Linked DNA regions of Homo sapiens: region 1 is linked to region 2. Evidence: read pairs that join two places in POLR2A ChIA-PET (ENCODE). Cell type or tissue: IMR-90. All regions are shown on one strand. Each heading gives the region's core, and the rest is flanking DNA. Links, peaks and the distances in the headings are about the cores only. Region 1 overlaps XXYLT1 (xyloside xylosyltransferase 1). Region 2 holds the start of GP5 (glycoprotein V platelet).

The links. ChIA-PET counts read pairs that join two places held together with the same protein. Peaks named below come from ENCODE experiments on the same cell type or tissue, not always from the same donor. Only the 100,000 strongest peaks of a DNase experiment are listed, where the experiment ranks them.
Region 1: POLR2A ChIA-PET joins it to region 2 with 11 read pairs; 2 of 35 experiments call an interaction of 5 or more read pairs at or near these places.

What each region holds. Positions count from the first base shown.
Region 1 is chr3:195,209,054-195,211,955 of GRCh38, reverse strand. All of the region lies in intron 2 of XXYLT1 (xyloside xylosyltransferase 1), which reads left to right. Among named protein-coding and RNA genes, the nearest start is that of XXYLT1, 61 kb to the left of the region's middle. RefSeq lists a silencer at 1-40 and an enhancer at 1-135. In IMR-90, for the core only: no CTCF peak of the experiment used is centred there; DNase peaks (open chromatin) are centred at 1,175 and 1,495; H3K27ac peaks cover 2,500 bases.
Region 2 is chr3:194,397,897-194,400,763 of GRCh38, reverse strand. It overlaps GP5 (glycoprotein V platelet), which reads left to right and starts at 1,498. Exons shown (of 2, transcript NM_004488.2): 1 at 1,498-1,526; 2 at 2,480-2,867. The coding sequence starts at 2,482. RefSeq lists enhancers at 1-114, 115-668. In IMR-90, for the core only: no CTCF peak of the experiment used is centred there; no DNase peak of the experiment used is centred there; H3K27me3 peaks cover 562 bases.

The DNA of each region.
Region 1 (2,902 bases), core at 191-2,690, 810 kb before region 2:
GGCATTCCGTGGCTTGCCCCCTTTCCTCCTCCAGATCTTCCTGGTGGCATTCTGTGGCTTGCCCCCTCTCCTCCTCCAGATCTTCCTGGTGGCATTCCGTGGCTTGCCCCCTCTCCTCCTCCAGATCTTCCCGGTGGCATTCCGTGGCTTGCCCCCTCTCCTCCTCCAGATCTTTGTGCAATGAGGCCATCCCTGGCCGTCCTGTGTGAAATCGTGCTCATCTTCTGTGATGAAGGGCCCTGGCCCTTCCTTGCTTTCTTTCTCTTCATAGTTCTTATCGTCTGCTCATGTGGAATGGATTTTGCTTTTTTTTGTTTGTTTTGATCATCTATCTGCCCCACCCAGATGTAAGCTCCATGGGGGCAGGAAGTTCTGTGTGTTTCATTCACTGCTGTGTTCCCAGTTCCCAGAGCGATACAGACACATAGTAGGCAGTCAATAAATATTCATCAAATGAATTAAATGAATACCGTTTTGTTAGGTGTTATCTTGAACTACTTTATTTTAGGGGTCCCCTCAGTCTGCCAGAGCTGGCTCACTGCCTTCGCCCTTTTTCTTCTTTTGAGATGGAGTCTTGCTCTGTCACCCAGCCTGGAGTGCAGAGGCTCGATCTTGGCTCACTGCAATCTCCACCTCCTGGTTCAAGCGATTCTCCTGCCTCAGCCTCCCAAGTAGCTGGGATTACAGGCGTGAGCCACCACGCCCGGCTAATTTTTGTATTTTTAGTAGAGACGGGGTTTCACCATGTTGGCCAGGCTGGTCTCGAACTCCTCACCTTAGGTGAGTCACCTGCTTCAGCCTCCCAGAGTGCTGGGATTACAGGCGTGAGCTACCATGCCCGGCCTGCCTTTGCCCTTTTTCTGAACCCCACTGGAGAACCTTTGGGGGTGGAATCCCGCAGCTTCTGGTGAATCCAGTGGACTCTGAACACTCCTTAGGGTTAGTCACAACCAGGAGCTTGAATTTGTGGGATAGCCATTTCTTGATGGTTCCCCAAGCCTGGAGAACTCTGATTCCTGCTGTGGCGGGTGCTGCCCTTGACTGTCAGCGTTCAGCTGGGGGGAGGAGCAGGGGTTCTTGGTGTGGAAGAAAGCAAAGGAAAAAACAGACATTCAGGAACTTGCCTGAGTGAAAACATCTGAACAAATACTGAACAAAGGGTATAAACATGTGTCCAGTGATTTCAGTGAAAACTATTTTCTGGCAGCTCTTATGGAGCAAATTTGAGGCATTTCGGTTCTCTTATTCTGAAGAGGGACAGCTGAGCAAATTTGTCATAAAATGCTAAAAATAGTAACGTGGTAGAGACCATTTTCTACTAATTTAATGCCAGAAGCTCTTTCTAAGCTAATGAAAATAGTTGCCAAATTGGTTGAACAGTAATATTTCCCGTTTTGGTCCCCTTCATTAGATTCTGTCTTTTAATTTGTCAAGATCTTCTTTTAAATTCTTGGCTATCGGTCAAAGGCATCAGCTGGCTCTTATTACTTCTTGCCAGGACGTCAGCCAACTTTTTTCTGGGCCTCGCCTCACCCATGAGGAGTCCGTCCTCCTGCCCACTGTGTTCAGGGCACTGGGGCACGACAGCAGTCCTGCCCTTGGGGAGCTCACCTTCCGGTTGGTGGAGGGACCCCAAGTGAGTGGGTGTCACACAGGGAGCAAGAGGCGAGAGGTCAGCAGAGCAGCGTCCTGTCCTGTCCTGACTTCAGCGGGGTGTGGGGGTTGTTTGCACGGAGAATGCACCAGGTGCTGTCAGTTCTGTCAGGGCACAGAGAGGAAGCTTTGAGGAGGATGAGGAGAGGTTAGCCTTGAAGGCTTGGGGTGAAGGCTGGGGGAGGGGCCGAGCAGGCATTCTGGGCCAGGGTGTGCGGGCGGCCGGGGCCTCAGCCTGGACTGCAGCTGCTGCTGCCCAGATGGTGTCAGATCCCTGTGTGTCCCTCTGGTGTGTTTGCCAAGCCGCCTCTGGGGCTGACTCTGCTGAGCGTCTTCTCTTTGTCCCGAACTTTGTGCACTGTCCCTGGCTGGAGAAGACTCATTTCTGTACTCAAGTCCTGTGTGTAGTTGCTGATGGCCAGGTCCTGCTGGTCAGCCGCCTTGGACGGAGTCTCGGGCCTGCTTTTCCGTTTTCTGTCCCCTTACTCTGGCTTCTGGATAGCCTTTGGAATATTCCGGGCGATAGCTGGGCCTCCAGAGAGAGTGGGCTGCAGGGTGTGGGCCCGGCCTCCCCTTGCCTGGCGGGTTTTCCTGGTCAGCGTTCCTGCTGCTCCCCGGTCATCCCTCCTGTGCTGCAGCCTTTTTCTCTGGTTCAGACCCACACTCTGCCGTCCCACTGCCTGGGCTTGCTGAGCTCTCCGTTCTGGCTTGAAGGCCTCGCCCGAGCCCTGTCACCGGCTCTGCCTGTCAGGAGGGCCCAAGTGTGCGGCTTCGGTGGGGCTGCCTGACACTGACCTCTGGGGTTGTAAAGGTCCCAGAGGGTCCTAAGTCGGGCCTGATGTGGCTGAGATGGCAAGAGCCGGAACGTTTCTGTAAAATCTGAAAGCCCTTGATGGGGCCGAGGGGGTGAGGAGGATTCCCACCCTGTGTGGACAGGAGCACGCAGCAGCGGAGTGACTCCACCACGTGAGTGGGGTCCAGCGGGTGTGGCACTCGATGACAAGACAGTTTGAGAGCGGCTTGTCTCCGGGGACCTGGCGTAGGTCTCCTCTGCCTTAACCCTTGGCTTTTGCACTTCCTCTGTCTGTCCTCCATACAGGCTTCTTGCCCTAGTGAGGACTGGCTTCTTAACAGGGTGAGCCGGTTCCTGTCCTAACCCCACTGGCATCTTACACTCTGGGAGATAGCTTCCCCCTGAGAGGCGAGTGAGCCACGTAAGGGGAGGTGGGCGATGGCTTCCCTTCTGTCT
Region 2 (2,867 bases), core at 368-2,867:
GATTTCTCAATTTTTTCCCCACCCTTCCCGCCTTTCTATTCCACAAAACTGCCATTGTCATCATGGCCCATCCCCAATGAGCCGCTAGGCACACCTCCCAGACGGGGTCGTGGCCGGGCAGAGGGGCTCCTCACTTCCCAGTAGGGGCGGCCGGGCAGAAGCGCCCCCCACCTCCCGGATGGGGCGGCTGGCCGGGCAGAGGGGTCCTCACTTCCCAGTAGGGGCGGCCGGGCAGAGGCGCCCCTCACCTCCCGGATGGGGCGGCCGGCCGGGCGGGGGGCTGACCCCCCCACCTCCCTCCCGGACAGGGCGGCTGGCCGGAAGTCTTAATGCAGACAGCATTATCAGTGTGTTCAAAAGACACGTAGACACGTTTTGCCTATAGACAAATGGGCAAAAGGAAACCCAGCTTTCTCAAATGAAGCACAAGTGGGCCTTAATTATGTGAAAAGGTGTTCAAGTTCATCATTAAACAGGGAAAGGAAAAGTTAAAATCATGCTGAGATATCTTTCATAGAAATGGCAAAAAGCAGGAAGTGCCACGTGTGGGCAGAGAGGAAGCACAGGAACTCTCACAAATGGCAGGTGTCATCGTAGACCAACACAACCACTTTGGAGAGCAGTTTGACTTTCCCCAGTTAAACTGAACATGTGAGCGGCCGGGCGTGGTGGCTCATGCCTGTAATCCCAGCAGTTTGGGAGGCCGAGGCGGGCGGATTGCCTGAGCTCAGGAGTTCAAGACCAGCCAGGGCAACACGGTAAAACCCCGTCTCTACTAAAATACAAAAAATTAGCTGGGCGTGATGGTGTGTGCCTGTAATCCCAGCTACTTGTGAGGCCGAGGCAGGAGAATTGCTTGAACCAGGGAGCAGGAGGTTGCAGTGAGCCGAGATCGCACCACTGCACCCCAGCCTGGGCGACAGAGTCCCCCTCCCCCACCAAAAAAACAACAAGTGAGCATCCTGCAACCTAGCAATGCCATTGTTGAACAAGTTCAAAGATGTTCTTAGCCTTATTAGTCCCAAAAGGAAGAAAAAAATGGAGGATTTGAGAATGTTCTTAGCTTTATTGCTAAGCGGAGAAAGAAAAACAACACATACCAAAAAAAAAAAAAAAAAAAAAAAAAAAAAAAAAAAAAACCTGGGTGGGAAATTAGGGCCATGTGGCATGAAAAGGAAGACCCAGGGGAAGTGTGGCCCATCTAGGGGTGTGGCTACTGCAGTGATCCAGCTGTATCACTGAACTTCCCTGGCATCATAGAGTTATATTGTGCCATTTATGGAAAAACTCTCCCCACTGCTCTTGGCTTTGACAGTAGGAATCAGGTTATATATGGTCTCTCGGTTTGAAGATATTTGTCATTAAAAACCAGAACAAGGGCTCTGAGATAGGGTCCTTTCCTGACCTACTCTGGTAAAGTCTTTATCCTCAGGATGCAAGGATACCACCCTCTTCCTGTGGAAAGTGTCGAATCACATGCAGAGCTCTAAGTCTTTCAGTTACTTTGGAGTGCAGAACCATTTCAGGTAAGGCCAAATATTTTAAACATTAGTATAGGAAATTAGAGGGCTCTTTAGTCTGTGTGTGCATGAGAAGTAAAATTGCACGAGAAGCAATTTATGTAAAATTTCGCTTAGGAAACATTGTTTTGGCAGGTTAGTAGTATGGTGTGCATTTCCCAGAAAATTCAGTGCCGTGAGTATTACCTTTAGTTAAGCATCTTAGAAATAGTAGCTCTTTATGGCTAAGTCAGAAATACTACCCTCAAATTCTATGTGACCCTAGTTATACTGTTGAGCCTTTCTGTGCCTCTGTGCCTTCATCCTTGAATCGGGGATAATATACTTACCTCCTAAGGTTATTGTAAGGATTAAATGCATGTAGTATAAATAAAGAGCTGAGAACAATGCATGGCGTAAAGTGATAGGTATTATTATATGCTTTTGTTGGCTGTTGATTGAAGGTGTTCGCTGTTTTGGGGGTGTCCTTTAATAGAGTAACTTGGTACTGTGGAAATAGCATGATTGTGAGCAAAAGAATCAGATGGTGGTGGCTGCAGACTTTGCTGTTCCCTTCTTGACTGTTGGTTATAGCCAATGCAGGGTAAGTTATAAAGTCAAGAGCAGAGCCGTTTTCACAATGGACATTGCTTTGTGATGTCTGTGAGCTTGAATGTGAGAATGATTATTTTAATTCTCTATGTAAGGACTTTAAAGTATTGGCTATTCGGTAGCTTGAAAACTCTGTAATCTCAATGCTTTAAACTGAGAGTGGAAAATCAATAAAGCAAAAGCATGAGGCCACGCAGTGTAGAATGAGTGTCTTTTCACCACGTAGGGAAATCTGTAGTCCTAAGAAAAGAGGGAGTGAGAATTCTGGCGAAAGGATTGTGCCTCTGCACAAAGTGCAGGATCCCAGGGTTCAGTACAGGCGCGAACGCTCCTGTGTGTTGACCACACTCCCACGGTTGCTTTTTCAGACATGCTGAGGGGGACTCTACTGTGCGCGGTGCTCGGGCTTCTGCGCGCCCAGCCCTTCCCCTGTCCGCCAGCTTGCAAGTGTGTCTTCCGGGACGCCGCGCAGTGCTCGGGGGGCGACGTGGCGCGCATCTCCGCGCTAGGCCTGCCCACCAACCTCACGCACATCCTGCTCTTCGGAATGGGCCGCGGCGTCCTGCAGAGCCAGAGCTTCAGCGGCATGACCGTCCTGCAGCGCCTCATGATCTCCGACAGCCACATTTCCGCCGTTGCCCCCGGCACCTTCAGTGACCTGATAAAACTGAAAACCCTGAGGCTGTCGCGCAACAAAATCACGCATCTTCCAGGTGCGCTGCTGGATAAGATGGTGCTCCTGGAGCAGTTGTTTTT